2 separate regions of the Homo sapiens genome follow, and region 1 is linked to region 2. The links are chromatin loops, found by intact Hi-C in ENCODE. Cell type or tissue: CD4-positive, alpha-beta T cell. All regions are shown on one strand. Links, peaks and the distances in the headings refer to the core of each region. The heading gives the core; the rest is flanking DNA.

Region 1 (16,417 bases), core at 8,418-10,917, 46 kb before region 2:
CTAAGATATGCCCCAGGCTACCAATATAGTATTTTGGATTTAGAGTGTTTAGTTTTGCATTGTAAGATTCTACCCAATAAAATAGTTATTTCTTTTATGAGTGTAACCACATGAAAACATATACTAATTTTCTGTTTAAAAACATTTACCATATATATTTTTTGTCAAGCTGCATTAACTCTGGTTCTTCTCTACTCTTTGCGTCTTCTTAGCGGGACCTTTTTTTTCTTCTGTGAGACAGAGTCTCTCTCTGTCACCCAGGCTGGAGTGCAGTGGCACCATCTTGGCTCACTGCAAGCTCCACCCTTAGCGGGATGTGTTTTCTAGTGAATTTACTTGGCTAACTCTCTGAGTGAGTGTGACTATAAGTTAGGTGAAAGTATATTTAAGATAACCAATGTCATTGAAACAAAACTAGCAAACAGTTTTTTTGAACTCATAATCTTATGAACTCATATTACTTTTCATAATATGAAAGATTTGTTTTTACATTTTAATCTTTTTTATTTAATTAAAATCTGTTCAAAACCTTTAGAGCAGTAGAGGACCAAGTTTATTCCATACTGTTTCAATATTGACTCAAACTTAAAATTATAGAATATATATTGTTAAAGCAAAAAATTTACTGTTTCCGCTAAAAGAAAGATTCAAGGGGGTGTGGGGAGAGGAATCTGCAGTGTTTCTCTAGGACCTCAAGGATCTCAAGTTCTCCCGGATGTGGGAATCCAGGAATCCATATTGAGCTCTTCTCTTCTTTTGTTAGAAAATTTCCCAGCCTCTGCCTCTGCCATCTGCTGGTAGTTCAGACAGTTACATGTTTGAGTTTAAAACAAATTTGCTTTATTTTTATTTAGAAATGATTTGGGGGAAATACTTTATGTATATTTACCTGTAATATTTTGATACAGTTTTCTTTGTTAGGTTTAATTATCTTTTGAAGGGATATTTTAGCTTTTTTTCCAATTTTGTCTTTAGAGGAATACACAAGTCTAAAACTCAGAAAAGACAAGACTGTGAGGCCAAAACATATGCAGTGAAGAGGCAGGTTAGAGCCCTGTTAATGAAAGGCCTGGAGTGGCTGATGAGGAGTTACTTGAGAGCTGTTAGGGGTCTCACCTGATGTCTGGCTTTGGATTAAATATGGAATAGGATTTTTTTCCTGCCATTTTATAATTAAGACTACTTGACTGGGAGTTGAACAGACCCATATTCTACTGTAAGTCCCATTGTGAGGTTGGAGAATTGATTTCTAGACATCATTAAATTTATTTCCAGCTCTAAAATTCTTCAGGTCCTTAATGCTAACAGGCCTCCTGTATTCATTGGAAGTACAAGTGTTTTACCATTTGTTAGTCTTCCATTTCTTCTTGCTGATGTTTCCTAGACTAAGATATTCTTGTTGTCTTGGGAAAAATAGAATTTTGTTGTTGTATTGTTGTCCACAAACAAATCCTTTCATTAAGTGAAGCCAGGCAAAAATTTTTAAAAGAAAGGTAAAATATAGAAATTTTATTTTCTGCCACCTTTAGTCTTCTTTCCTAATTTCCTTTAGAGCTGCTATGGCCAGTTACTTTTCAGCATTTTTCTCAAAGAGAAAATGTAACCTAAGATTTTTTCAATTTCTTTTTTTCACAATGAAAAAGGCTGAGGGAGGGAAAGTGACTTATTTTAGGCACTGTCTAGTGGTAAAGCTCAGCTAGAAGTTGCTGCTTCCCAGGCCTGTGTACTTTATGAAAAAATTCCAGCAATGCCTGTGTTGTTGTTTTTTTAAATCAGTCCTCTCAAGTTTAGGAACTCTATATTAGGTTACATTTTACAGAATTGGCATTTCGCAGCTCAAAAAATGGTGTAATGTTGGCAATTTCATATGGTTCAACCCAATGTACTAGGACTCTAATATCATTTTAGATCAGCTTTCAATAGTGAAAACGGTATTTTTCTTTAAAAGTAGTTTATTCCAATTGGAATGGGTATGAGCACACTCTGTGAGGTATTAGGTGATCACGAGATGTTTGTGGAGCTTAACTGACATGAGAGTACCCAGTAGGCCAGAAAGCCCAGCAAAGAAGGTGTGACGTTTCCAGAATATGTTTTGGCATTATATGCAAAATCAGAAGTAGTATATTATAATCAGAGGAGTTCTTGGTGTAATAGGAACTCCATTTCTTCTAGACCAAGTATTCTGTCAGATGATGGTAGATGACAGAGTGTTTAGATAGATTCATTGACAGCATCGCGGCTGTCCCAAGATCTACCAAGTCCACTGTGCAGAAATGTTTGCCCTGCCTTAGTGATGGTGAAGATAAGGTGAGTGGAGGGACCATAATTTAGTGTAGTTCATGCCTGCCTTTGTCAGATTCTGTTCATTTTTGTAAAAAGACGTTAGGAATTAAACATGGCCTCACGTGCTATGTGTCTGAAAAGTGGTCTTTTTAAGAGAGCAAGGAGTTATGCTGGAAGCAAGCTTATTTACTTGTATAATTTAGAGTTTGATTGACTCCATGTATCTCTGGGGACATTATTTTGGCACTAGTTTTTGAGGACTTAATTTTCTAGTAATAATAAAAATGCATATATTCTCTTATCCCCACCCTCAAACACCTGTTCATTTGGGACATGCACATGTAATTAGAGGCGTGTTTCAGGACTTGCCTGTAAAATTCCTTTGCATGCAGTTACTGTGATCATATTAGTAATCATCAAGCTACTTGAGATTTTGTTGGGAAGAAGCAAAGAAAATATCCTAGGGAAGATGGGGGTGATTTTGATTGCGTGTGTTTTAGGTTCTCTGCACTGCCAAGTTTTAAAGCAGATTCTGTTTCTTCAGATGGTGAAAGCCCTCCTCCTTCCCTCCTCCTGCCTTAAATTTGGCTTCTTCCCAAGCCATGTCAATTTTTGCAAGTCAGTTGAGAATGTCAACGTGGCTGGTGTTGAAAGAGCCAATATGTTGGAATATGCTTAAAGCCAAGTAGAACATTTATGTGAATTAAAGAATATATCAGGGATGATTTTTAAAAATCAGATTTGGATTAAGAAACCTGTTGAATTAATACTTGCATAACAGATGTATCACTGATAAATACTTGTAAAAGATATTCCCAAATAAGCAATAAAAGTACCATTTTACAACCGAAGTAATGCATCCTGTGGGTCCATTTGCAAAGATATGCCAACAGAAATGCATGCAGAGCTCTGGAAGTGATAATGCAAATAAAACATTTCACATTATAACTTAAAATAACAAGTTTGGAAGGAATAAAAAGTCTGGGAGACTATTTGTTTTGTCTAAATTCTGCTTTTACTCTGGTCTTTTAACAGTTGGCTTTTGATAATGTATTACTGCCTTAGTGTGTTCCTGTGTATTGAAGGAATACATTGTCTGACAGAATTGTGGTTGAAAATATTACAAGTTCTAAATAATAAGAGTAATAAATATCATATCTTGTTTGCTTTGTTGTCATAGTCGCCTGATCTCATGCTTCCCTGAATTCGGCTGGTGTCTTGATTACGATGGAATCACTAAGCAGAGAGTTTTGCCATGTGTGATTTATTCGTTTGTGCATAGCCACAGCAGAGCATCCATGCAGCCCGCAGTGGCTCTGTGTTCCAGTGTGCCAAGTCACCAAGACTTGCTACCTTAAGGCCAGGCGCAGTGGCTCACGCCTGTAATCCCAGCACTTTGGGAGACTGAGGCGGGCAGATCACTTGAGGTCAGGAGTTCAAGACCAGCCTAGCCAACATGGTAAAGCCCCATCTCTACTAAAAATACAAAAATCAGCCAGGCGTGGTGGTGGGCAGCTGTCATCCCAGCTACTCAGGAGGCTGAGGCACAAGAATCACTTGAACCAGGAGGTGGAGGTTGCAGTGAGCTGAGATCATGCCACTGCACTTCAGCCTGGGTGACAGAGCAAGACTCAGTCTGGAGAAAAAAAAAAAAAAAAAGACTTGCTGCCTTGATTTGCTGCTCACTGTGCCCAGCAAGGCCACTCTGCCATGGCCGATTCTAGACCGTGGCCAAGGTGGGATGAAGCCTTCTCTCTCTCTGGCCAGAGTGCTCCTCAAGTGTGACCTTCCTTTGGTAGCTGGGCAGTTTTCTCCTTGCAGTAGGTGTGGCCTTAGATGGCCATGTGAAAAGGAGGGGTCAGTGTGAGGAACTGGAGAGAAGTACGGGGAGGGACAGGACTGGCCCTTGAAATCGGCGTAGAGGAAGTTAAGTCCTACAGGAGATTTCTTTTTTTTCCCCTAGCTACACATGGCAGTTTAAAGCATTTAATTGGCTGTTTCTTAAGAAGCCATGTACATTTTTATAAGAAATGTCTCTTAACCTCCCTTCACTCTTCCACAAATTAAGTTTTCCTTTCAGAATAAATTTTTTTGTATCTCATTGAGGAAGAGGGGAGGTGAAGAACAGAGCAGCAAATGAATACATATTATTTATAATGAGAATTGGATATAGGCTTATCTTATCCATTAAATATCACGGTAAAATCAATAAAATTTTAAGAAGTATTCTAAAATTAATTTCAAACAAATTTTCGAAACATTTCTAGAATTTTCTTTTTAAATCTTCACATTACATATTAAAGCTTCTCACATTGTATTCCTATTTTTGTCTCATTTAAGTTTTAATCTCCTCATAAAAGGATAAGTGTCTTTTCTTCAGTCATCTTAATGTGTTAACCTGCACTTCATATCATCATGATTTTAAAACATGCATTGAATGCTGCTACAGTCCAAGAATAACAACGCCTGTGGCCTCCAAGGAGTAAGGGACCCCTGGAACATCAGCACCAGCAAAAGGAAGAGAGACACTCTCAGTTGTGGGGTGTCTCTCCCTGACTCAGCCCCCACCTCACTGAGGGTCTTCCATCCCCACAGTTTCCATCTCAGATGCCCAGAAGAATGGGAGGGGCCAAAGGAGCTCCACTTTGTATATCATCAATGAAACCCCCTGTACCCAGTCCCCCAACAAGGAAGAACAACAGATAACTCAATTTAAAAAATGTTACTTGTGGCTGGGCATGGTGGCTCACTCCTAGAATCCCAGCACTTTGGGAGGCCGAGGCGGGTGGGTCATGAGGTCAGGAGTTTGAGACCAGCCTAATCAACATGGTGAAACCCCGTCTCTACTAAAAATACAAAAATTAGCCAGGCGTGGTGGTGCGTGACTGTAATCGCAGCTACTCAGGAGGCTGAGGCAGGAGAATTGCTTGAACCCAGGAGGCGGGGGTTGCAGTGAGCGGAGATCACACCACTGCACTCCAGCCTGGGCGACAGAGCGAGAATCTTATCTCAAAAATAAAAAAGTTACTTGTGATAAATGAATAATTTGGGAAGAAGAAATCCTGAGTTTTATGATGCAGAAGGTATTTCTTTATCATGTAGACACTTAGAGGGCTTCAATTTTGGTAGTAAATAACCTTCATTAAAAAAGTTAATTTTTTTGTTTTACCTTCATATGAGCCCTGTAATAGTACTTCTAATGACATCATACTCATAAAATGACTTTTTTGTTTCCTGATCAACAGTGGAAAGGTTTATGATGTGCTATGTAATAGTATGTGCAAACATCGCAGGCACAATATTAATAGATGCACATATATGTGTGTTACACATTAAATATTTCCCATTCACACATGTATGCATTCTTTCCTTTTACATAGGAGGCCTAGAGAAGTTGACCTCCCTAAAGGATAAGTTCTAAAAGGCAGGAAATGGAGATCTGCCAGGCTTGTTGGCTAGAGTCATGGACAAGAGCAAGGCCTGTCTGAACTGCCACTCAGTTTTTATTCTGCGCATTTGCAGGGCTGGTGATTAGAGTGGCTTTCGCCCAATTATGCTGTGATTATTCTGCTGCACTGTAATTGACTGGGGAGATATGCTAATACCTGTCATTTGGGATGATAAAAGATGAGCGGGGGACGCAATGCATTATTTAGCTGGCTGTGTGATAGATGAGGGATGCGCAGAGTGCTTTAATTGCTGAGAAGAGAGGTTAAGCTGAACGAACGGATGAATTAGAAATGAGTTTTTTTATGGCTTGTGGAAAAGTGAAATAAAGGAAAATGTGCCTTAAACTAAAACAGCAGATAGAAATGAGCACAACGAAACTAGATCTTCCAGGCAGCTCCCTTTATCCATTTAAATGCTAACGGAAAATGCAGTTTGGAATTCAGTAAATAATAATTGGAATAAGAATTTACAATGGATTCTCTTATTAAGCAAAAAAAAAATGTTAAAGGAATCGTTTTTATTTTAGATGACTATTTGTAATCTGTAACCTCTTAAATTCACTCTGTACTTTAGGTTATACTGAAATGTAATATGCAACAATTCTGAATTTTATAGTTTGTATCTTTTGAATGTTTGAATGCTAGACTTCTTGTGCCTGTGTATCTTTCAATAAATGCAGGCAGAGGAAAGAAAAAAAATGAATATTTATAATACCAGGAGAATGTAAAAATATAATTAGAGAGTGTACAGATGATTCTTGAGTAACAGGATCTGAGGCAGTTGGTACAGTCCTCGTGCACCACACTCTTAGGTATTGATATTTTTATGCAAAAATAATTATGGAGAGTGGTATATTTCTTTTCATGTTGTTTCTTTTGTCACATGATATATTACTTTGTAACCATATTTCATAAAAGTATTTAAAATTCTCTTGTTATCTGTATGGTTATTTATATGATTAGATGTATTTTGCTTTATTTTAGTTTTGTCAATTTAATTAATAGGTAATTATTTTGAAAATGCCACCAGAACAGCAGTTTGCAGAAAAAGACTGTTAAAAACTGAAGGCTGAGGCCTTCTATATATTGTGGGCTTCCAGGTACGTCGTATTTTACCAAGTAATGACGTAGGAAAATGTCTCCAATTGTGCTATTTTGTCTTGTAGGTGAAGCAATGAAAATAAAGGTTGGATAACAGAGGTTATTTATATATATATGTAGTAAAATGAAGAAACTGATCCTCGTATATTGTTGAATTATCTCTAGACAGTCAAGCTTCTCAGCCTGTGTGACTTATCTCATATAGAAGAATTGATCAGGGAATAGCTTTCAACTAGGGTATTGAATGGTAATAGATCCGTGTGGAACCAAGTCGGCCTGTTGGACTGGATGTCAACTGTAGACAGATGCCACTCTCTGCTACTCAAATAAGTTTTGTTGGGGCTGATTACTTTCCCCCAATATAATTGGCACCTTTATTTGCACATTCCTTGTGAAACAAAGTGAAGTTTCCTATGGATATTTTCATCAGTGTCCTTGGAATTCCAAAGTGGACTCTTGTAGCTGTGTAACTTAAACAGGCATAATCTGAATGGCTGCTTATACAGAATATCTTGTAAAGCAAAACAGAAGTTGCAAAGGAAAAGATGCACTTTGCCTCAAAGAATTTAAGAAATGGACAAAGATTGGACAAACATAGCAACCTGTACCAAACAACAGCACCTAAGAGCAGTTTTCGTTTGTCTGTCTGTTTTTTGAGATGGAGTCTTGCTTTGTCACCAGGCTGGAGTGCAGTGGCGGAGTCTCGGCTCACTGCAACCTCTGACTCTCTGGTTCAAGCAGTTCTCCTGCCTCGGCCTCCCGAGTAGCTGGGATTACAGGCACATGCCACCATGCCCAACTAATTTTTGTATTTTTAGTAGAGACGGGGTTTCACCATGTTGGCCAGTATTGTCTCGATCTCCTGACCTCGTGATCTGGCCATCTCAGCCTCCCAAAGTGCTGAGATTACAAGCGTGAGCCACCACACCCAGCGCTAAGAGCAGTTTTTACCAGCCTGATTTACAACAGTGCAAAATATCATGAAGAATTATTTTATTGATTGATTGATTGATTGATTTAGGGACGGAGTCTCACTCTGTAGCCCAAGCTGGAGTGCAGTGGCATGATCTCGGCTCACTGCAACCTCTGCCTCCAGGGCTCCAGCAATTCTCGTGCCTCAGCCTCCCGAGTAGCTGGGATTACAGGCGCCTACCGCTATGCCTGGCTAATTTTTTGTATTTTTAGTAAAGACATGGTTTCACCGTGTTGCCAGGGTGGTCTTGAACTCCTGAGCTCAGGCAATCTGCCCACCTCAGCCTCCCAAAGTTCTGGGATTACAGGTGTGAGCCACCACCCCTGGCCTATCATGCAGAATTTAAGCTAGCTATTCTGAAGATAGCAATAGCCCTTTGGGGGATGTGCTGTCTTGACTGGTTTCTCTTGTCAATAGTATAAACAGAGCAGTATATAAAACTATTAACTTTTCTACATCTTTTTAATACAAGTAGTTTATAATTTCAGCTTCCTACTAGGCAATTATTCAATCCTGCAACTTTATTCCTGAATTTTGGCTATAATTATTATCACTTGAATGTAGAAATGATTCCCTCTTTAAGGACCTTAGTTTGAGTGGGGTTTGCTTTGTTTTATGAGATTAGGAAAAGAATCATGTCTGTGGCTTTTTGTTGCTTACGTGTATAATATCAAGCCTTTCTATAAGTTTGATTTATTATGATAGCATGAAATTTTTCTTCTATGAAAGTGGATGAGCTGGGCACTGTGGTTCACGCCTGTAATCCCAGCACTTTGGGAGGCCGAGGCAGGTGGATCACCTGAGGTCAGGAGTTCAAGACCAGCCTGGCCAACATGGTGAAACCCCGTCTCTACTAAAATACAAAAAAATAAAAATAAAAACATTAGGCCGGGCACAGGGGCTCATGCCTGTAATCCCAGCACTTTGGGAGGCTGAGATGGGTGGATCACCTGAGGTCGGGAGTTCGAGACCAGCCTGACCAACATGGAGAAACCCCGTCTCTACTAAAAATACAAAATTAGCCAGGCCTGGTGGTGCGTGCCTGTAATCCCAGCTATTCGGAAGGCTGAGGCAGAAGAATCGCTTGAACCCGGGAGGCGGAGGTTGCAGTGAGCCAAGATTGTGCCATTGCACTCCAGCCTGGGCCACAGAGCAAGACTCTGTCTCAAAAAAAAGAAGGTGGATGGCCAGGAGCTGTGTGATTCTTTGCCTTAGATTAGGTTTTTCCCCTTGGAAATGCTGTGTCTTAAAACTGAGATTTGTAACACAAGGCAGCATCAAACTATCTTCAATTTCCTTAGCATCTTTTAATGTTCTTACTGCCCAATTAAATATTTGGTTTTTAAAATGGTAGTGAGTTATAGTTTTTTGAAATAATGTGTTTGTATTATTTTATAATAAACATGTAAATCTGGTGATAGGATTCAGAGCTACAAGGGACATGAGAAATTATGTAATCTATTGCCCCTGTGTTATAAAAGTAGGAAGTGAGGCTCATGGAAGGACTAGTAACCACCTAGACCTCACATCTCCTCACTTCCTATCTGGGGCTTTTTGTTCTATGTCTGAGGAAGTGGTTCTTACCTAAAGAGCAAGGTTTGTGGAAATAGTTGTTCACATTGAGCTGTGAAAGGCAAAAGAACCACAGCCTAGGCCTACTTACTAGATGTCACTGTTACAGGGGTGATTGTCAGATTGGTTAAAGCAGAAATCTTTGAAAATGATGCAATCATTATACATTTTATTTTAGCATAAAACACATAAATGTCTATTCACGTGTACCTCCCTCCTGTCCATGGTTCACCGCTGTCTCAGCCGTACCTCATTCTGCAGCAGCGTTTCACTAGCTCACTCATCCCCAGTGGTGGGTCTCTTTTCACATGGATACATCACCTGGTTCCATTTTCCATTCAGTTTAGAACTGGAGTAACTTGTAGCATAAACCTGCAGAGGAGGGAACAGAACTCACCACTGGGAAGCATCCTCCTCAGCTGGCATCAGCCGGGAAGTAGGGGGGCTTTCCAGAGAGGAGCCACCTCACCACTGAAGCCAGCAGATACCTCAGGTGGAGCTTAGTGCCTGCTGTGTGGATAAGGGGACCATTTGCATTGGTTTCCCTTTGGAAATGATGAGTGATTATCTTTCCTTCTACTTCAAGCCAGATCTCCAATAATATGCTGCTATAGAAAAGATACAGATCATTAATTGGTTAACTAGACAATAATCATTAGTTTACCCATCTTATTTTTATGCCTTTGATTTTCCTTTCCAGTAACATAATCTTTTTTTGTTTCTGTCTTTGTCGTTTAAATTCACCCGTAGAACTTGTACAAAGTACTCTTTAGAAGTAGCTGCTCAAAATTTTTGCTTTAAAAAGAAAACACCCAAATATCACCTTAAATTTCAAACCTTTACTGCTCACTGTAGTAACTGCTCTCTAGTCCTTAAATTTGATTATAATATTCTTGATAACAATAGAAAGCTAACTTTAACAAAAAGGAAAATTTGAAAATTCTTACAGATCTCCTCTGGTGAGATTTGAAAGGTAAGTGAGGTTTCAAATGTATTAATTTTCTGTTGCTGAGTAACACATTACCCCCAAATTCAGCAGTTTAAAACTATTCTTCCTGAGTATCTCACAATTTCTGTAGCCAAGAGTCCAATAACTGGGTCCTCTACTCAGGATCTCGTGAAGTTGAGATAAGGTATTGTCAGGGCTGTGGTCTCATCTGAGGTTTAGGGTTCTCTTCCAAGCTCACCCGTTGGCAGAATTTACTTCCCTGTGGCTGGAGTTCTAAGGTTCCCACCATCATGCCGCATGCTAACCCAGCACCCTTCTCAGTTTCTGGAGGTGACCTGCAGTTCCGTGCCTGTCTCCACAACATGGCAGCAGGCAGGAGATTTGCATTCAATCTCTCCCACCTCTTTTAAGGGATCACCTCTTTAGGTCAGACCCACCCAGGAATATCTCCTTTTATTAACACCAAAGTCAACTGATTAGGGACCTTAATTACATCTGCAAAATCCCTTCTACCCTATAAAGTGACATAATTGCAGAAGTGTTACCTGTCATCTCCACACCGCCCCCACCTCATACTTAGGGTCAGGCATTATGTAGGGTCTGTATACCAGGGGCTGGGAGTTTTAGGAACCATCTTAAAAATCTGCCTCCCACAGCTACTGATTTCACATTTGCCCTCAGATTTTAGAGATACAAAGGTCTTTTTTTTACATGTACTCAAAATGTCCTTAACTTGAATTTTTCTAAAATGCAGCTTTGGAAAAATGAGAGTGGGATATTATGGAACATATTTGACTGACAACATTGAAAAGAAATGATAAGCATCTTTAACAGAGCTATCCATCATAGCAGCAGTTTTATTGTTAGCTTCTGAACCTTTGCCATAGAGTGAGATAAGTAATTTCTTACTACAGGCTCTTACTGTGCAGTTGATGCACTTCTGGGGTGGGTGGAGGATGTGCTGCGTTTCTGTTTTCAGTGCTGCTGTTGAAGGTTTTTATGATCTCAGTTTCTCCTTCCAGTAGTTATGTTTGGTTATGATCTCATGAATCTTCATAGGCATGCAAATAATAGAAAAAGAAGGCCCTGCTGTGTCTGGTTAGTTTGATAGACTTGAAATGCTCAGAAAAAATTTTTGTCTAAACAATATTTTAAACATTTTGATGTTTAGTTTTGACTAATCATTTTTGGAGCATATAAGGAGAAACTTAGGCAATTGAATTTTGTTTAATTTTTTTTTTTGTTAAAAACTTTTCTTAAAAAGCTTTTTTTAACTTTTTTTGTTAAAACTTTTCTTCTTTTTTTGTTAAAACTTTTCTTCTTTTTTTTAAATAAGTTTAAGTTCAGGGGTACATGTGCAGGTTTGTTGTGTAGGTAAGCATGCGTCATGGGAGTTGTGCAGGTTATTTTATTACCCCAGTTGTTTGAATTTTTTTTTTTTTTAAGACGGAGTCTCACTCTGTTGCTCAGGCTGGAGTGCAGTGGCGTGGCTCACTGAAAGCTCCGCCTCCTGGGTTCACGCCATTCTCCTGTCTCAGCCTCCCGAGTAGCTGGGACTACAGGTGCGTGCCACCATGCCTGGCTCATTTTTTCTATTTTTATTAGAGATGGGTTTTCACTGTGTTAGCCAGGATGGTCTCAATCTCCTGACGTCATGATCCACCAGCCTCAGCCTCCCAAAGTGTTGGGATTACAGGCGTGAGCCACCACGTGTCCTAACTTTTAAATAATTATATATTTTTCTCTCAATTCTGTGAATCAAATATAATACAACATATTTTAAAAATCCAAACTATCCTTTATCTTTTAAAAAAATCAATCTTTTCAATTATGTTTGCAGGTATATATGTATATACACACATCTATAACTGTATAGATGAGATAGATAGTTATGTAAGATGAGGTTTCACTATGTTGTGCAGCCTGGCTTTGAACTCCTAGGCCCAAACGATCCTCCCACCTCAGCCTCCCAAGTAGCTGGGATTGCAAGTGTGAGCCACCATGCTTGGCACGTTATTTTGAATTTATCTTTGCTAACACTGATTCCTTTCAGAATTACTTTAGAGAAAAATAATATATTTTAAATAGGATTTGTATGCACTTGATTTCAGTCCTTTAGGTGGGGGAATTCCATAGAGCCGAAAATTTAAAAACGTATATAAAGCAAGTCTCATTATTTTTGAAAATGTGTCAAAATTTTAAAATAGCCATAAATATTTCCTGTGCTTGATTCTAGAATCAAACAAAAGTTTAGGAGGATTAATTTCAGATAGGGTTGATGATACCAACAGCATACTCTATGAGTACATTGAGTGGTTTTCTGATATTCCAGAGGAATTACTAATGTTGACATGAAAATTACTAGTTAATTTTCTTTCTTTTGCAGAATTTTTTGAGTTTTGATGAGTATTTTATGGATGCACCCGTTTTTGGGAACTCATGTGACTACAAGATGAACTGTAGTACTTAAGGAAAGCAGTGGCATAGTAAGGCAAGACAGACACCCAACTTCCATGCACACCGAAGTCATTGTCCTGTCTGATCCTGTGGTGGCTTGTCTGCTACCACCCTCACTTCACCTCCAGTAGGGCCACGAAGTTCAGATATGCCCAGATGACCAGCTGAACGCCATCAGGCTTTTCTCTAAATTATTATCAGCAACTGTTTCTCAAACTACTTTATCTTGGTCTTTTTTTTTTTTTTTTGAGACGAAGTCTCACTCTGTTGCCCAAGCTGGAGTGCAGTGGTAGGATCTTGGCTCACTGCAGCCTCCACCTCCCGGGTTCAAGCGATTCTCCTGCCTCAGCCTCCTGAGTGGCCGGGACCACAGGTACACACCACCATGCTGGGCTAATTTTTGTATTTTTAATAGAGACAGGGTTTCACCATATTGGCCAGACTGGTCTTGAACTCCTGACCTGAGGTGATCCACACGCCTCGGCATCCCAAAGTGCTGGGATTACAGGCGTGAGCCACCGCGCCCAGCCCTACTTTATCTTAATCTTTGTGCCAAATTATTTATTTCCTGCAACTGTGATGTCAGTCACCCTCTTTAATATGGCCTGATGTTCACAGAAGCAAGCCATGTGATCCGCGGGAGGCAGCTTGAGGCTCACAGCGTCTTCCTGCCTCACTCACCCGTGCTGGGTGCTGAGGACACTAGCGGTGGCAGACGTGGTTCTGGCCCTCATCATTTGCAATGCAGTTGGAGAGATGGGGCTGGGTAGCACCTGACCAGCGATATGTGGTTAATAAGACATAGAAGAGGGAAAATACCACGTGGTCTGGGGTGATCAGGCATTGAAGGAGATTTGACTTAGCTCTTTGCAGAGGAGGGTAGCCTCACAGACAGGCAGGAATGAATAGGCAGATCTAGCTGGGGCTGCGGATTTTGGTAGGAAAGATTTGGAGGCCCCAAAACACCTTGCCTAGATGTTTCAATGAGATGAGTTATAGCCAAAGGTACTTCAGCTTGGAAATTGTGTTTTTGTTTTTTTTTTTTGATAAAAATATATTCATTTATCGACAGTGTGTGGTATCTGTTGGCATGAGAAAAGATTTAAGAGACGATATATTGATTAGTTGTGTATCTTTAGAATCAAATGAGAAAATGTGAAAGTGCTTGGAAAATAGTAAATTGATGTATAAATGAAAGTTTTACATTATCATGTGTAACAGTTTGTTATATAATAGAGTTGTGTGATGTCAGGAATAAAAGAAGCTGGTGAAATTACTCCATTCGCTAGAAAATGGTTTACAGAATCAGCTAAGCCCTTGCTTTTTAGAGAGATAAAGTTACTTATCGTGTTTTCCTTTCTTACCTGAAATCTTCATTACATAGTGAATTGTTTGTAAATATTTGATAGTATACTGCAGAATATGAGGTTAAAAGAGTCTGATTCATGTAATGGAAATTAATCTATTGGTAAGTCAAATAAATGTTTATTCTTATATTTTACCAAAAGGTTTCTGAGATTAGAGTATTGACAAAGAGGTTCTGAGACTAGTTTACTCAACATTTATTAATTGTTTTCAGTGGGCCAGGCCCTGTGGAAAGCTCTGGGGTTAAACAATGATTAGCAAGATACAAGTGACCCTAAATTTCCTTAGCACGCCCCTTCTACTGCCTGGGAGACCTGGTGGGCTCTAAAGCTCCTGCCTGGCCTGGGAAACATTTTGTGAGGGAGAGAGAGCAAGCTTTCCTGAATATGAGTGATTATGCTTTTGTCTGTGCATTTCAGAATTTACAAAATGCTTTCTAGGAGTTTAAATGAGATAGAATGCATTTTGTTTTAGAACAAGGAGGGGAAAAATTTATTTCACTGCTTGTTGCTTAATCAGCATCTACGCTGCCACTTCACATCAGCTTCTGTCCTTTCCAAGTGAATTAGTTCTTGTGGGCAGCGTGTCAAGAGGAAGTGTATTGTTCCTGGCAGGGCACTTGAATTTCTAATTACCAGATTCCTGACTTAATTGCAATTACCTGGACACCGAGGCAGGGTGAACTTTTGGAAAAGAATGTAATTAGTGAAACAGGAACTTTACTGCCAACTCCCTGTCTAGATACCAGTACTAAAGAGACCGCTGATAAGTCCACATCTGGGAAAACAATCCATCAGTCGATAAAAACAGTTCTTAAGGTAAATTATATAGCATAGCGCCTCTCAGCTCTGAATTCAGAAACCAATACGATGGTAAAGCAGAGAGTGTTCAATTTTTACATTGTAATAGGGTATAGTAGACATGTGCGCAACTTTTTAAGATTAATTATCTGGAACAAAAATAATTATTAATAATTATTTGCAAAGTAGTCTCTGTTTGTATGCAAACACGAACATTACATACTTTGATTAATAAATGTAAAATCCCAAGGTCTAGTGCCATAGAAGAATAAATAATTTTCCAATATCACTTGTTTCACTAGTAGTTTTTCTTAAATAATACTTTTCAATAACAACAATTTCACACACAACCACAAAGTTTCAATCTGGTTAACATATAGATTTAAACTTATTTTGAAAGCATTTTAATATATGTGAAGCAAAATCTGAACTTTTTTTTTTTTTTTTTTTTTTTTTTACTATTCTTTCATTGTCTCATCACATTCAAGAGCCCGACCATGCTGTCTTGGCACAGATTCACAATCCTGAGATGGTAATAAATATCTGCTGATGGTTTACTTTACACATTTTTGATTCAGTCCTTAACCCCCTGCTATTTTTTCCTTCTCAGCTTCTCTGAGCTGTCCTTCCTTTCCATCTCAACAAATTCCTTGTCCACACCAAGGTTAATTTTGCCCCATCTGTGGTTAGTTAACTCACAAATGATCTTTTACAGCTTCTTCCCCCTGGAGCTGCTGGTGTTTTTTATTTTCAGCCTTTAAAAAAATGTTACAGAGTGGAGTGCTCTGCCCACTCCCCACCCCACAACCTGCTGTGGCACCTCTGGATGGGCAGAGGGTCTTGTGTGGTCTGTCTCACCTCCTGTGGACTCGTGACTCAGGCTGTCCCCTCAACTGATCAACCAAGACAATCTTTTTTTCCTGTCAAAGTTTAATTCCTTCTAATTCTTTAATTGTAATATATCCTATTTGTGTCTTTCTTATACATTTTATCATATATTTATTTTTACTGCATTAAATTGAGAGCCTGGCTGCATTTGAATTTACATTTGTTAGCTGTTTGCATAATGGCAATTATAATAGTAAAATTTTAAATGGGAGCAATAATAGTAAATATCTCAAAGCGGTGAAGATAGAGTTACATTACTTATCTGCAGCACTTAGAATGGTACGGAGCACATGGAAGTGCTCCACATGTCAACCCTGCAAGGTATGGCAGGTGATGTCCCATTTCATAGAGAATGGAACAGAAGAACCAAGAGGTGAGGTCACCTGCTTGACATCTCGCAGTTGTGGGGAGGAGTTCGGGCAGTGGGCGTGGGTATTTTAACTCCTGGTTATTATTGCCTTTACCATCTCAGGGTTGTCAGATTTAGAAAAAAAAAAAAAGATTGCCCAGTTATAGTTGAATTTCACATAAGCAATGAATAAAATTTTAGTATAAGTCCAAATATTACATGGCACATACA
Region 2 (16,417 bases), core at 9,390-11,889:
GTTTTGGATGTGTATTGAACAGGTCTTGGGTCTTACGCTGGGCCTGATTGCCCCTAATGCATGGTGGAAGCTGACTCAGCACGGCATCTGAATGCACCGCTGTTGCCAGAAGATTCTGCGGATGTTAATTTCACTTGTCTTGCCTCCAGAGCCAGCCATTCCAGTTTACTAACAAAGCAAAAATGTAAATAAGCCAAACTTAAAAATTTTTTATTTTATTGGCCAGAGGCTTTTGTCAGCTTTTCCTCCATGTGCTGTAAGCAGCGGCAGTGTTTAAATATTGAGAGGAGGGAGCTCACCGTGGGGGTGAGGAATGGACAGGCAGGTGTTAACTGTTCATAGCCTGGCTACTTTTGTTTATAAAACTAAGCTCATCTGTTTTATTAATGAAGATCTAAGGATAGTAACTGAAAATTCCTGAATAGATTTTTCCGCATTCTTTTTTAGGCATTAGGCATTTGGTATTTGTACTAAGTCCAGTGTAAGTAGAGTTAACTCACTTTGATCTGGCAGCAGAAGGCCACTGATTATAATAGATTAGGGTCAAAAACACAAAATTAGGTCTTCACGCTAGCACATAATGAGTAGCTGTTTGTTTCATGGCTATTGTTCTTCTTGCTTGGTATTAGGTAAGACTAATCAAAGGCAACATCATCTTAGCTATCATAGACAGAAACAAAATAGAGTTGCATCAAATATGAAAGTAGAACCCTTTTTCTTTTCACATTTCGTGCTTCGCTGTTTGAGGCGCTCACCTGCCACCTGGCCTCTCGGCAGACTACCTGCTGGCTGGCTGGGCATGAGGGATGGGTCAGGGTGCCTTCAGAGCTGAGACTGTGAAGCCGGGAGGCACAGGTCAGGAGGAATCTCACTCACATTCCAGGAGCCACCTTCACTGCTCCCATCTTTTTCTACTGATACCTCCCCTCCCCTTCTCCCTCTCCAGCCAGCTGCGCTTCACCCTACTCCAGTGATCACCTCTGCACGTGTGCCTCCTGCCTGGGGTAGCCGCCTCCCGCCTGGGGTAGCCTCTTCCAGGAGCCCCTCCACAGTGCACAGCATGTGGCACCTGCTAATGTGAACTCATACCCAGTGAATAACTTCAGTCTCTGTCCTTTGAAAAGGATCACAGGTGTGACGAGCCTGAAGAAATCGCTTGGTCAGAGCTCGTCCTCCTACGCCACAAAGCACCAATTCCTTTATAGTGGAGCCTAATTCTCTGCAGCTTTATCATGGCCATTCCTAGAGGGCGAGAGATGCATCCAGCATACCAACCAGCCATAATGAATCTGTGCCCCTCAGGAAAATCTCAGACAAAAAGCATGAGTTCTAGAAAGGGTGGCACGTATTGGATTAAATATGGAAAAGAACTGTTTGGCAGCACTGGGGTGTATTTAGAGCTCTTCTGTGTGAGTGCTCACCCAGTCCCACCCTTCAGCAAGTGAGAGCTAAGTAGATTTCTCTACCAGCCGATATAGCTGCAGATACAAACAAGAAGATATTCTGGTCAAAAAACTAATTTTCTTGCTTAATTTGACATTCAAACAAGCAGAATCTGGAAGGATGCTATAATGGGAAAGAGAAAGATGAATCTCAGTTAGGAGTTAGTCATAGTCCAGAGTGAACAGGAAGGATTCCAGTGAGAGGAAATGATAGCTCCTGGTCTAATTTGTCAAGATTAGTACCTATCAGATGAACAATGGAGGATGCAAACCAATGTCTCTCTTTCATTTAACCCATTTCTCCTGGAGTTTTAGGTCTCTTAGGGCTCAAGCCCATCCTAAGTAAATAAACTTTCTACTTTTTAATTTGGCCTTAATAAAACTCAGGGTAAAAAGCATGAGTTTATTTCTATATGTAAATGGTTCTTAGCCAGTGTCGTTTCGTGATGACATTAGCAGTAGACCCTCTAAAATGGCATTTCTTGTACTGACAGAAATTTTTTATTTGAAAGTCTGCATAATCATCTTACCTAATAATCTTATTTTTAAATATCTATCGAATGTTCCTTTTTGGCTTCACTGGAGGTGGAAATCCTGCAACAGCTTGTTGCAAGGAAGATGCATGCTGCTTATTGGCAAGCCGAGGAGGAAAAAAAAAATTAACACAAAATGCCATTGATATATCCATGTTTTTAATCTGTGGCAGCACAGAAAACCAATTCAGCAGTTCTACAAACCAAAGAGAACTTAAGCCAGTATTTTTTTCCCTGACAAAGTAAAATATTTGGATGTTATACAAAACTATTTCCATTCCCTTCCAAATGCTGCTTAGCAATAGTTAAGAAAGCAAATTGTATATTTTGTCTTTTTGAGAGACGGGGTTGCATCTCTGTATGGCTTAGTTATTGGTAGCGTGATGTAGAACCTCCCACTTTAAGATAACAGCTTTAAAATTCAGGCCAAGATCCTGGTTATGGAAACTCAGCAAGTCCATGGGTCATGAATATTCTCAGCGCTGTTTCTAGAGGACAGATTCCCCATTGCTGTCTGGTGGCCAAGGCCTTTGCGTTTGAAGAACTGCCTCAGTGTTCTGAGCTACTCTTCTCCTTCAGAGGTCACTCCACACCCCAAGTCAGGTATTCTGATGGGTGGGGAATGAGTATTCTTTTCTTCAAAAGCACAAATCTTTTCAATCTTTCATTCCAGCAAACTTCAAATTAAGCCTTTTCTCCTCTTCTTTCTCCCACATTTAGAAATAAGAAAACAATAGAAATTTATCAAAATACAAATTCCCACTTGGTTTTGCTCCTCTCTTAATTAAAAAAAGTTGGGCAACTCAGTTTAAATTATCCTGTCAATTTCCGTTCCCTTTCTCTATTCTTCTGTGTATGAAAATACAAGAAAGCCTGTGTCACCAAGGCAATATTATGTGCCTTTTTCTTGCTCTGCAATCTCAGCAGTGACTCATGTGTTTTCATGGTGGGTCTAATGGTCCACTCCCACTTCTCCATTATTTTTTTGCATTGTTCTCTGGAGAAGCACTTCAGACACCTCGTTCTGTTTGTTTTCACTCTTGAGCTGAGTAGGCTGTCCCTGCTCTGAACCTCTGCTCAGCTGAGTGTCACTGCGTCTGGATTCTGCGTGTGCTGCCTCTGTGGAAATGCTGTTGGCATTGACCCGCTGCCTTCTCCCTTCGCTGAGAATGAAGATTCAGAATGGAGGGGTACAAAAGCTTTTATGAACTAATTTTAGCCTAGAAGTAAAAAGTTTCAAAAATCACTTGAGTACATTTTGGAAAATGGTGGGTAAATGAATAGTACTTAGAGTCAAGATGCTCCTAAAGTTGATTTCACAAACTTCTGGTATATCACCATGTTTCCTAAAAGAGAATAAGTAACAATTGTGGAAGGAACAAAACCATTTTATAGAGAGTGTTAGGTTTATTTCCCAGTCTTCTGATAACCCTGGAGCCAGGATTATTATGATGTGTTGATTGATTATAGCCGTTAAGACTCTTACTAATCAGTTTCATCACTTATTCTCAATTCACACACTTGCATCTTTGATTTCTCTTCCATAACAGGGTGATATGGGTTGTCATTGACTAATGAAGAACAGAATTGGTTTCGGCATGAGACAAACGGAATGCCTTCACTAATCCTAAAATGCATTAATCTTTCATAATCCACATCTGCATGTTTATAAATGATATAACTAGGAATTGTTAATGTTGATATTCTCCCTTCCAAACAGAAAGTGACATGGGAGTTTGTACTTGCAAACTGCATTAAATACATAAAGCTGAATGCCAAGAGTGTGACCTTGCTGAGGATGCCAAATATATTACTTCATTTGATGGTTTTAGAAAAGTAGCATGTTGCACTTTGAGTGTTGGATATACCAGGAGATATCCTGTGGAAAGCCAACTATCCTAATTGTTCCGTTTCCTTCCTGCCTTATTTTATCATTCTATTCTGTCATTAATTCAGCAAAGCACTGAGTGTGTATTATGCTGCAGGCGTAGTAAGTGGGGTAAAGGCGCTGAACATAAACTGCAAAGGGTCCTGTCCTCGTGAAACTTAAAGTCTAGTGGGAAAGACAGGAAATACATAAATAACTACATACTTTATTGTCAGGTAGTCAAGGAAAAAAATCAGGTTACTTCTTTAGATAGCAGTGGCTAGTTAGGGCAGGTGTCTCTCTTAGAAGCTGATATTTGAACAAGAGAAGTGAAAGAAGGGCAGGGGCAAGCCATGTGAGCATCTGGGAAAGGAGATCCAGGCAGAGAACGGAGCAAACTCAAAGGCCCTGAGTTAGTATTGTGCTTAGTGTGTTGGGCGGCGAACACCAGGAAATCAGTGTAGCCACAGCATAGTGGTCACGGGCAATGGAGCAGAATGTGTGGGCAGTTAGGTGAGAGAGGAGCTAACGACTTTGTAGGTTATGATTATGATTTAGGAGGTTTTTTTATTACTTCTTTTTGAGAAGGAGTCTCACTCTGTCTTCCAGGCTAGAGTACAGTGGCACGATCTCCACTCACTACAACCTCTACCTCCCAGGTTCAAGCAATTCTCCTACCTCAGCCTCCCGAGTAGCTGGGACTATAGGCACATGTCACCACGCTTGGCTAATTTTTATATTTTTAGTAGAGATGGGGTTTCGCCATGTTGGCCAGGCTGGTCTCGAACTCCTGACCTCTCGAAATCTGCCCATGTTGGCCTCCCAAAGTGCTAGGATTACAGGCGTGAGCCACCGCGCCTGGCCGATTTAGGAGTTTAAGTGTGATGTGATCCCTCTGGAAGGTTGGGAAGGCAGGAAATAGCATAATCCTGTTTAGGTTTTAGGAGGCTCACTGTGGCTGCTAAGTGGACAGTATACTGTAGGGGAAGGTGGGAGCAGAGACATCGGAGGCTCCTGCAGTAACCACGCGGAGTGTTGATGGCCGCTTGGATGTGCACATAGCGGGAGTAGTGGCAGAAGGAGTTTGGCCGAAGGAATTGGTAAATGATGGTTCTGTACAGAAGACAGAGGAACACGTTTTTGAAGGGGAATCGAGAGTTTGGTTTTAAACATACTGTATTTGAGGTTCCTACTGGGCATCCTAAGGGAGGTTTTGAATAGGAGGTTGGATAAGATCTGGACTCAGGCAGTATTTTGGTGGGAAAAATGAGTGTGTGAGGCTTTAGGGTTCAGGATGAGGTCCCCTGGGCACCCAGCCTGCCTCAGCATCACTTGGAGGGCTTGTGATTCAGTAGTTGTGGGGTGGAGCCCGAGAGTTTGCATTTCCAATAATTTCTAGTTCTGCTGAAGCTGCTGGTCTGGGAAGTACTGGCCTAGGGAGTGAGTGAAGGTCAGTGCTCCTCAGCACTCGCCACACAACATGCCTGGGAAAGGACCGGTGCTGGCCCAGCCCTGGAGATGCTGAGCTAATCGGTCTGACACGGGGTATTCCGTCAGTACTTTCTTAAAGCTCTCCAGGTGGTTATTATGCACAGCCAAGGCTGAGAATCACTGAGAGAAGAATTCTGAGGAAACCCTGGGGTACCCAAAAAGGTAGAGACTGTGAAAAAGAAATGCAAGAAGAAATGTTTCTAGAATATGGAAGAGAGCACCCGTGTCCAAGACAACTTAGCACTTCCCCAGTGCTCCATGGGCGTGCCTGAGAAGGAGGCCTGTCTTCCCAGTTAGGAGCACATACATTTCTCACAGGAAAGTTGAGGGATGATTAGCTCATGTGTTAAGGGCGGCATAGTGCTGAGGTTTTTTCCCCTGATCTTTCTAGAACTAGATTTGGTTCAGTTGAAAGTAATGTCACAGAAAAAATTCTTGTGCAAAAATACTGTTGTATTCTCAAGTCCAGTTCAGTTAGCAGCAGACTTCCTCATTTCCACAATTGTTACCTGAAGTTCATTTCACATGAAATCCAAGAATCATGTTATTTTAATTCTACTTGAAAAAAGGCAAAAAAAAGTATCACATTTTAAGAGAAGCGAGCCTCAGTGGATATATTTTTGCTGCTTGTTCGTTTTTCATGTGGCCTCAGTGCCTTTTCTTAGAAGCCGACGGAGGAACTAGTTGAGAATTCCCTGTCTCTATACCACTGACCATGACTTTGCGTCAGATCTTTGTCCCTAGAGCTGCATTAAAGAATAATGTGATTTATCCTTTCTGCCTGGAACATCCATCCCACTCTTCATGCAGCCCAGCAAACTCCTCCTTACCCTTCAAGACCCCGCTAAAGGATCTTTCCCTTCACGAAGTCCTTGCTGACCCCTGCAGCCCCGGAGTTCAGCTCTCCCTCAGGGCTGCCCCAGCTGCCTGAGCCCCTGGCGGGCTGAGAGCCTCTTTCTTCTTTTTGTCCCCAGTGCCAAGAACAGTGCCTGGCAAGTAGCGCTATTCAGTAAACATGGGCCAAATTAAAGAACTCACAGTTCTCTTAGAAAAATGGGAATTCAAAAGGAGAGAGTTCTGAAATTGGTGACTTATAACCTTTCTCCTGTGGGCTTGGAGCCATCTTTCTGCCTTTGCATTTCACCCTCCATGGGATCATTCTTTTCCCCTCCCTCCTGAAAGCGACTCCACTGTGACAGATACCTTTCACAAGTGTGCTTGCCGAATATTTAGTCCAATCTGAAAGAAGTAATGGAGAGTACTTGAGGTCGTGCTCGAGAACCTTCCTCTCCACATTGCCACAGTCAGAGGCTCTGTGGCCTGCACAGCCCTCCTTGTCCCCTGGCACTCAGCATGGAGAGCTTAGCCGTGCCCAGGCTGGCACTGCCTCTGGCAGAGTTTACTCCTGAGCTGCGGGGTCCCTGAGGGTGCCCACTGCCACCCGCCTGGACCTCCCAGTTCTAGCCTCGTGCTGGAGAGGTCTGCTCTCCCCCCAGCAACCTCACAAGCCCAGCACTGTTAAAAAGGAGTCTGGTTATTGATTAATCCGGGTTTCATTGTGCAACTCTATATCTCTTGAAAAAGCACTTATTTAAACACCCAAATGTATTAATATGTCATGGTGTGAATTGTGATAGTGAAGCAAGGTAAGCAGGTGCTGGTTTCCTTCAAATATACATTGTGAAGTGTTGATTTATCCCCCTTAGATCCTGGAGATTTCACTCAGGAGCCTGGGGTTTTTTGTTTGTTTGTTTTTTAAGTTTTTCAGAATAGTAAGTGGTTTTAGCTGTCTCGTTCTTTACTTTTAAAAGTATGAGTTTTATGCCAAGGGTTTAAAAATCTTAAGTTTTATCATGAAAACAAGCTGTCATTAGTTAGTATAATCACAAATGCAATGAAATTTTAAACTCTGTAAGAAAAAGCATATTATTTTAGTACATAAATTGACACTTAATTCTATATCTAAATGGAGAATTTATAGAAACCATGCCACCTATAGTACCAGTGTTTTATCTGTTGGTCTCAACTTTATACATTCTGTGTTATTTCCCTCAAATTCCAATATTTAATTCCCAAACCCTGTATTTTTCCCTCCCTCTTCTGACATCCAGACGCAGCATAAAGATGCCCATTGATTGACCACGTGTGCCACCTTTTGGTCTGGAAAACACGGTCCCTCGTACCTACAGGGCACAGCAAGCGCTCACGTGCTATATTCTCTTTTAGGTGCAAAATGACTCCAAGGGAGTGAGCATCCGCATGTGGCACTTCTCATAGCCAACCACCCATGTTTACAGGCAGAGTTGTCACGAAGCGTTGGAACCCAGAATGAGAAATTTGTGACAAGAGAGGGTGGAGGCGAGTGAAACTTTGATTAAAGGAAAGTGCCTTGGCTTTAAAAAGGCCTGTCTCTATCCGGCAGCACAGAGCAGCGATCAAGTGGAAGAAAGGGAGCAGGCAGGCGCCTCAGCTAATCTTTCTCCTGGGGGCCCAGGTGGACAAATTGGCAACCCTGTTCACAGCTTTTTTTCTTCTCCCCTTTGTGTCATAAGAACTGCTAATCGGATCCATGCTGCTGCAACTGTGGTTAGTTATTAGCAGAATAAAAGCAGATTTCTTCAAAAGAACGGGTGGGGGAAACGACTATACAAAATTGCAAGGTTGTTAGAATCTAAAATGCACAGCAGTCGATTTTTCCCCTTATTCTGAATTAGACGATGAATACAAGTCTTTCATCTGTCACTATACCCATTTCTTCAGAGGCAGCCAAATATTAAGCTTCTCAAACAAAAAAGGAATCTTAGAAAGAGGAAAAATATTGAGGAGGAATAAGAATGGGTGAGAGAAGGGAAAAATTAGGTTTTGTTTTTATTAATTTGCCCTGGTGAGAGAAATATAAACCATCCCTCTATTTGGTGTTCTCCCCGCCGCCTCTTACCTTACATCAAAGCGAGGATTCGAGAGAATGGAGCTGGTGGCTGTTCAGCATTTTATGTCTGGTGTTCTGCCTGAGGAAAGTTCAGAACCTACCTCTTTTCTTACAGATAGCAGAGTGCTATGAATCCGGACTTCCTGGGGGAAGGCCGGGCTAGCGATGCCATACCCAAATGTGGAGAATAGACCTTTCCCTCCACAAGTGGGTTTTCACGTGGCCCAGTAGACCTTGGAATTGTATGCCTGAGCTTTAAAGCTATTGCAAAGGGTGTGTTTTGATGAGAATGCCAGATTTTCAGCATGGTAGTTGATGTACTTCAGGACATCATGGACTTTCACAGGGGATGCCTCGCAGATCCTCAAGATTCCCAAAGTTAGAAGTGGTTCCTGCTTTCAACCAAATCACATTTTTGGTCATACTGCCTATTTACTATTCATGTCTTCACATCTGAAGTTAACTAAAGTTGAGAAGCTTTCCTTAAAGTTCCATCTTTTATTTAATGGCTGTTTTATCCACAAAGACACAGTTTTTATTCACCTCCCCAGAGTCGGTCCTGAGTGGAGTGGCAAGTGCAGTGGGACCCAGGCTGAGCTGTGCCAGCCGCCACCCTGAGAGTTGTGCCTCAGTCAAACCCAAAGCACATTATATTCCCACACCTTTCAGGCCACTTAGCAGTCATCCAGACTAAAAATGTCTCATTTTAATGCGGAGAATCCTCTGTATGTAAATGTTTTATGACTCCAGTTTATTTTTTTTATTTTTTTTGAGACGGAGTCTCGCTCTGTCACCCAGGCTGGGGCGCAGTGGCATGATCTCAGATCGCTGCAGCTTCCGCCTCTCAGGTTTAAGCAATTCTCCTGACTCAGCCTCCCAAGTAGCAGGGATTACAGGTGCCCACCACCACGCATTTTTGTAGAGACAGGGTTTTATCATGTTGGCCAGGCTAGTCTCGAACTCCTGACCTCAAGCAATCTGCCTGCCTTGGCTTCCTGAAGTGCTGGGATTACAAGCGTGAGCCATTGCGCTGGGCCAACTCCAGTTTATCTTTAATCAAAGCTGTGCTGACTTAAATAGTTAAGTCTAGAAGTCCGTGCATCACCATGTATCCTCTGACTTAACTTGTCCTTTGCCTTGCCAGAGACTTTTCAGTTTCTTTGCCCCAAGTTCTCTGTGGGAAGGTATCTCCCCAAAAGGGATCTCATGGGTATTAGTGATCAGACTATTAAACCAACTTGCAAGGGTCTGTCTTACCCTCGCACCTGTCACAGAGTTATGAGGAGGACCCATGCGAAAAACATTGTGTAGTTTTAGTATGTTTAATTAATAAAAGAAAAGTTCTGGTTTGAATCTATGATAGCAGGCTGGGTGAGTAACGTTTTATAAGTTGGTCTTTAAGGGCTTTTATGAGGACATAATTCACATAGACCACATCATACTCACTTCTGTTTTCTACCTGTTGGCTGATCGTCCTTTATAGCTAATCTATCTTCAAGCCTAGGAGTGAGGTTTAGAAAAAGACTTGGAACACTCAGACCACAGTAGGGAGGAGAGTTGAAAAGCTTAATCCGGCAGGTTTTTGACAGTGTATTAGTTTGTTTAGAATAAAGGTATATGGCCCTGTGAACGGTGCGTGGGAGCTGTCTTGTTCTCTCAAGTTCGGGAATTGGAAGTATCCTTATTCCCTTCATGGCTCGGGAGTATCCAAGTCAGATAGCCTCTGAAGTGCCCATTTATCTGTATTTTTAGGACCTAATGACACATGAATAGTCTGTAATATTTTGGATAAGGATTTAGGAAAGTCTAGCCCCGTTTTGAATGAACTTTCGAGCTGTATGACATGAAAAGGTTTATCTCTCAAAGCAGGGGCTTAACTCCTTCAAGGTGAGGACACCAAATTGCTGTGGTTCTGTGTTCTCAGTTGAAAGGTAGGGAAGAACATTACTTTCTGGTTTATACTGCTCTAATCTGAGATAGGATTTATTCACAATAAAGAATTGTGTTGACAGCCTGTTCACCAACATCTTCCCCACCCCTCTGCCCTGATACAGGACCTTTTGGTAAAGGGTGAGGTGATCTTATTAGAGACAGAGGCACACACACCCCATGCTGAACAATAGGAAGTGTTATAAGTTCACACCCACGCACTTCAGATAAACTGTTAACCGGAACCACTAAGCGGAAGCCTGAGCAGATTCTGTATTTCAGTAGTTTGCTTGGAGCATATCGAAGTTGGTGTCAGCCAGCCTGCTTCTTCATTCTGAGAATAAGTGGGATTTTTTTCCGTTCTTGAAGCAAGTGAAATAGAAAACACTGAACAGAAGGATGCTATGTCTAAATAACTTGTGGGTTTTCTAACTCATCTAAATAAATGCCTGAGACTAGGACATTTGTTGAATGTATGGATTATCAAAAATGTATTTTTCATTTACACCATTAGGTATTATGCAGGTTTTTAAAGAAATGACCCATGAAATCCTTGTGCTGTGTTGCAGAGCTGTACCATCTTACCATACTCTAGCTTCTTACTAACTGAGATAAGATGTACAGTGATTTCCACAGATGCGGAGTCTACCATGCAACCAACCAATGCTGTCTCTTAACAAAATTATATTGTCATTTATCATGGTGGAAGGAAAGATCCTGACCAGTTCTTCATGTTGCAGAAATTAAAGGAGCAACTAAATACAACCCATAGTAAGAAGTTATAGTGTAATTACTAGTGGGTTTGGCAGAATATAAGAAATGCATCCTCCAGAAGATCGGTAAAGTCAGATGGTGGCAGGTGAGACCCGTATTCTACTTTAAAGATTTGAAAGAGAGCCGATTTCCATGAGGCTGTACTAGAATAAAGCAACCCAGTGTTTTAATTTTGGATGCAGCAGCAGAATTGCACAGTCAGTGGGAAGCACAAGATGAACACGATCATAGTAGTAATGTATCAGTATTTGGTTGCTACAATGTGTTCTTTTAATTTCTCACTAAAGTTAATGACACCACCAAGAATTCTTGATGAGTAGAAGAATTAATTCAATTGCTAATTGCTGAAAACCATGAACTATGTATTGATTTTGTAGCACCATCCCATGGGAGTAACTTGATCATGATAGAGTTATTTGCAAAGTGACTGGAAGCATTCCTCATTTCTTCTCAGAATTCAACAAGAACCACAACCAGTTTAATTCACACGGACCTAAGAATAGGTCTGTCTTACCCTTGCCACTGTCACAGAGTTTATGAAGAGGGCCCAAGTACTTGCCACTAAACACCTCATGATCTCCATGTATTGAGGATGATTGGCCAAGAAAATTATCCAAATTTCCATGGTTTCACATGTCTTTTCACATTAATTATAAAAAGCCAATCTTCTTGAATTACTAATCGAAGAATATAATTTAGGACATTGCCCTCTATATAGTGAGTACTCTTTTTTTTTTTTAACCTCATTTGGTACATTCAAGCTATCTCTAATTTACCTGCGAACTTGTAAGACAAATAAATGTATATTCTAGACAGTGCTCTCTCTTTAGCTCCTTCTTTCTTCACTTTTGCCCAGAGTCAGCTAACGTAGGAAAATTGGAAGGATAGAATGGATCTGAGGCATTAAAACCGAAATCAAGTAGTGTCTGTCATTCAGACTCCAGATTTGCTATCTTGACTAATCATGTCAATATTCCATCTCAGATAACTAAATCCATCTTAGGTTAGTTGGCTTTTTAGCTGTAATGATGTGAAAGGAAGGAATAATTTTTCTATGGCCACTACAACTTTTGAAACATGGAATTTCTGAATATTTCTATATCTATTAGTATTACTAATACTGGAGATAATGCAGTATTATTTGAAAAGGGGTGAATGGTTTGTTTGCCAGAATTGGTTGTGGTTCAGAGTTAGTGTTCTTGTTCTTTTTCTATAGTTGTATACTGTAGTAATGTAGAAAGGAATTATCCCCAAGGAATTTTAACCTCAATAAAGGATTAATGTGGGAATCCTATTCACCTCATGTTTATTCTCTACCATCCCAACACAAAAGTAGTAGAGTATAATTTACGCAATTGCATCTGATCAGTAGTTGATCTGATTTGTTGGTTTGTTTCTGATCCGAAAGAGTTGGAAAAATAAAACTACAAGTAATCATTTATCTAAACATTTACCTGCTAAATGTACTTACCATTTAAGTCTTAGACTTTTGCCTGCATTAAGTGCTAAGGAACCCAGCGCATTCTTACATATAGATAGGAGAGAGCATAAAGCAACTTCTGTTACTGACATTTATTTATGAAGCCTTCCCCTTTAAATATGGAAGAATGTGAGATTTCTATGTCAGTGCTGTTGTTATTAAATACTCATCTGTATTGGCTTTTTCAGCAAGTATTCCTCCTGAGTGGTTCTTTTTTTTTTTTTTTTTTTTTTTTTTGAGACGGAGTCTTGCTCTGTCACCCAGGCTGGAGTACAGTGGCGCAATCTCTGCCTCCCGGGTTCAAGTGATTCTCCTGCCTCAGCCTCCTGAGTGGCTGAGATTACAGGTGTACGCCACCACGCCTGGCTAATTTTTATGTACTTTTAGTAGAGACGGGGTTTCACCATATTGACCAGGCTGGCCTCAAACTCCTGACCTCGTGATCCACCCACCTCAGCCTCCCAAAGTGCTGGGATTACAGGTGTGAGCCACTGCACCCGGCCTTCCTGAATGTTTCTTTACTCACTCATATTATCATTTAGAACAGGGATCACAAACTACAGCCTAAGGACCAAATTCAGACAACCACCTGTTTTGGCAAATAAAGTTTTATTTATGCTATTTTGTTTTCATATTGTCTGTGGCTACTTTTGAACTACAACAGCTGAGGTGAGTAGTTGGAACAGAAAACATATGGCCTGTGAAACCTAAAATGTTTACTATCTGGCAGTTTACAGAGAAAGTTTGTCTAATCCTCATCTAGAATAATAAGATAAAACTACATGATTACAGATGAGTTACAAAGATCTAATTATCTATTAATCTGAGCTTGGTTCCTGGAATCATTAGCCATACTTTTTTTTTTCAACAAATACTTATTGAATGGTTACTATATGCCTGGTTCAAGAGATATAATATAGCGGGGAACCAAACAGTCTGAATTTTCTGTCTGTATGGAATGTACATTGTAGTCAGTTGAGACAATGAACGGAATTAAATTAAGAACTATGGAAAGTGTTAATACTGTGTCCAGTTGTAAAAAATCGTAGAACGTGGCACTTGTTAGTACTGACTGCCCCACCATCTTGTTCTATGAAGTATGCTGAGCTATAATATATTCATGTCTCAGTCCATCCACTGTACATTATACATTACTGGATGTGTGCTAATTTACCAAAATACACATATTAGCCTCTTTTTCCCAATTGTGTTATATACTAAAATCCCAGAGTTATGTTACTTGAATATTTAATTTGGTACTTATCTTGATTTAGTTCTTAAAAGCTATTTTTAATTGGATAAAATTCTCCCAAAACTTCTCCTAGTGTAAGATTCTAAAGAAAATATTAGCAAACAGAATCCAACAGTACATTAAGAAAATAATGTATCATAAGTGGCATTTATTCCAGAAATGCAAAGTTGGTTCAATATTAACAACTTTTTTTTTTTTTTTTTTTTTTGAGACAGAGGCTTGCTCTGTTGCCCAGGCTGGAGGGCAGTAATGTGATCTCGGCTCACTGCAACGTCCACTTCCCAGGTTCAAGTGATTCTCCCGCCTCAGCCTCCTGAGTAGCTGGGATTACAGGCACCTGCCACCATGCCCGGCTAATTTTTTGTATTTTTAGTAGAGACAGGGTTTCACCATGTTGGCCAGGCTGGTCTCGAACTCCTGACCTCGTGATCCACCCGCCTTGGCCTCCCAAAGTGCTGGGATTATAGGCGTAAGCCACCACGCCCGGCCTAACAACTCTGTTATTAATATATACCATAAACATACATCTGGTGGGGGGAAATCCTCTCTGTAACAAAACTCAACACCCAGTTATGATAAAAACACTCAAGGAAGTAGCAATGGAGAGATACAATCTCAACATGGTAAAATGTATATGCTTTAGTTTCACTTATGGACTAGGGAAGCTCTAGAGGCATTTCCACTAAGATCACAAATGAGGCAAGGATCATCACTATCTTCACTACTGTTCAGTAATGTACTACAGATATTAGCCAATGTAGTTAGGCAAGAGAACTCAATTAAAGGCATAAGGATGAGTGTAGGAGAAATAAAACTGTCTATTTACGGATGATATAATAGTAAGCCTGGAAAACCCCGGAGAATCAATGACAAATTAGCAGTGGAAGAATTCATTTAATGCGGTAGTGAGACATAAAATTAACATACAAAAAGCAGTAGTCTTTCTATACACAAACAATAAACAGTTAAAAGACATATAATGGTGAAGAGAATCCCATTTACAGTAGCAACAAGGAAGACTACGTGCTTAGGAATAAACTTAACATAAAATATACAAACCCTCTAGGTACCTGAAAGAAACTAAAGAAGACTTAAGCAAATGAAAGATGTCTCTTGTTCTTGGGTGGGATGAACTCAGCAGTCATGAGTTCTCCTTGACTGATTATTTCAGTCCAATTGCTGTGAAAATATTAGTGAGCTATTTTATATGGTTGGACAGGTTGATACTAAAGTTCATATAGAAAAACATGCAAGAAAACTTAGAAAACACTGAAAAAGAAAAGGTGAGGAGCACTATTCTTACTGGACACTAAAACATGGTATAAAAATACTGGAACTGAAAATAGTGTGTGCTAGCCAGTGGAACAGAAGAGGAAGTCCAGAGTTAGACCAAATACATGTGAACATGTATTAAATGACAAAGATGATATTTCAAGTCACTGGGCTAAGAATGGATTTTTAAATAAATTGTGTTGGAATACTTGGGGAGCCACGTGCAAAGAGATTAAGTTAGATCCATCCTCACATCAAATAAACTCAAGGGAGATGGAAAAAAAACATGTATGTACTCGAAGAAAACTAGGGTGAATTCCTCTTTAACCTTGGTGTAGAGAGAATAGCTTCCTAACTGTGACTCAGAATCCAGAGGCAATAAAAATAAAGACTGATAAATTTGACAACATTAAAAAAAATTTCCGCTACAAAAGACACCGTAAGCAAAACTAAAAGACAACTGACAAACTAGGAGAAGATATTCACAATATATACCACAGACAAAGGGCTAATATCTCTAATATATGAAGAACCCTTAAAAATTCCAGGGCAAAGGATTAAGAACGTAAGCAGAAAAATAGGAGAAAGACTTGAACAAACAATTCACAAGGAAAGATATTAAAATGGCCCTAAAATCTGAAAAAGTAGTCAAACTCATTCAGAATCAGTAAGACTGGTAATTTTTTATTTTTAATTTTTTTTGAGATGGAGTCTTGCTCTGTCGCCCAGGCTGGAGTGCAGTGGTGCAATCTCGGCTCACTGCAACCTCCGCCTCCCGGGTTCAAGCGATTCTCCTGCCTCAGCCTCCCCAGTAGCTGTGGTTACAGGCACGCATCACCATACCTGGCTAATTTTTGTATTTTTAATAGAGACGGGGTTTCACCATGTTGGTCAGGCTGGTCTTGAACTCCTGACTTCATGATCCGCCCGCCTCAGCCTCCCAAAGTGCTGGGATTACAGGGGTGAACCATCGTACCTGGCCAAGACTGGTAAAATTTTTTTAAACAGCAATACATTCTATTAGTGAGGTTATGGAGAGACAGGCCTTTCAAACATTGCTTGTAGCAATGTAAATTGGTACAAAGTTTCTAGAAGGAAATTTGGAATTGTGTAACCTTTAGACCCAACAATCCCACTTCAGGGAATTTTCCCTGAACATAGACCCCAGCAATACAAAAATACATCCACAAAAGACTGGAAACTGTCTAAATGCCCATACACAGGAGAGTGTTGAGTAAACTATGGAGCACTCACATAAAGGGGTGCTGGGGAGCCCAGGACAGTGTGTCCAGGACAGCGTGAAAAAAAGGAAAGCCCAAAGGGTGTGCCACAAACTTACCAGCTTAAAACAAGGCACATTCATTATCTCTGTTCCCCTGGCAGAGAGTTCAGGCACCTCTTAGCTGCTCAGGACTTACAAGGCTGCAGTCAAGATGTTGGGCAGCCTG

The links. Hi-C counts contacts between places; a loop is a spot of excess contacts. Peaks named below come from ENCODE experiments on the same cell type or tissue, not always from the same donor. Only the 100,000 strongest peaks of a DNase experiment are listed, where the experiment ranks them.
Region 1: it touches region 2 in a loop (3-fold over the local background); 7 of 110 quality-filtered maps call a loop at or near these places.

What each region holds. Positions count from the first base shown.
Region 1 is chr6:157,045,251-157,061,667 of GRCh38, forward strand. All of the region lies in intron 4 of ARID1B (AT-rich interaction domain 1B), which reads left to right. Among named protein-coding and RNA genes, the nearest start is that of TMEM242, 270 kb to the right of the region's middle. RefSeq lists enhancers at 3,217-3,718, 3,719-4,219, 11,418-11,467 and silencers at 10,291-10,491, 11,151-11,351. In CD4-positive, alpha-beta T cell, for the core only: no CTCF peak of the experiment used is centred there; a DNase peak (open chromatin) is centred at 9,381; H3K27ac peaks cover 1,657 bases.
Region 2 is chr6:157,089,949-157,106,365 of GRCh38, forward strand. The region is part of intron 5 of ARID1B (AT-rich interaction domain 1B); the gene reads left to right. Among named protein-coding and RNA genes, the nearest start is that of TMEM242, 230 kb to the right of the region's middle. In CD4-positive, alpha-beta T cell, for the core only: no CTCF peak of the experiment used is centred there; a DNase peak (open chromatin) is centred at 10,413; H3K27ac peaks cover 1,204 bases.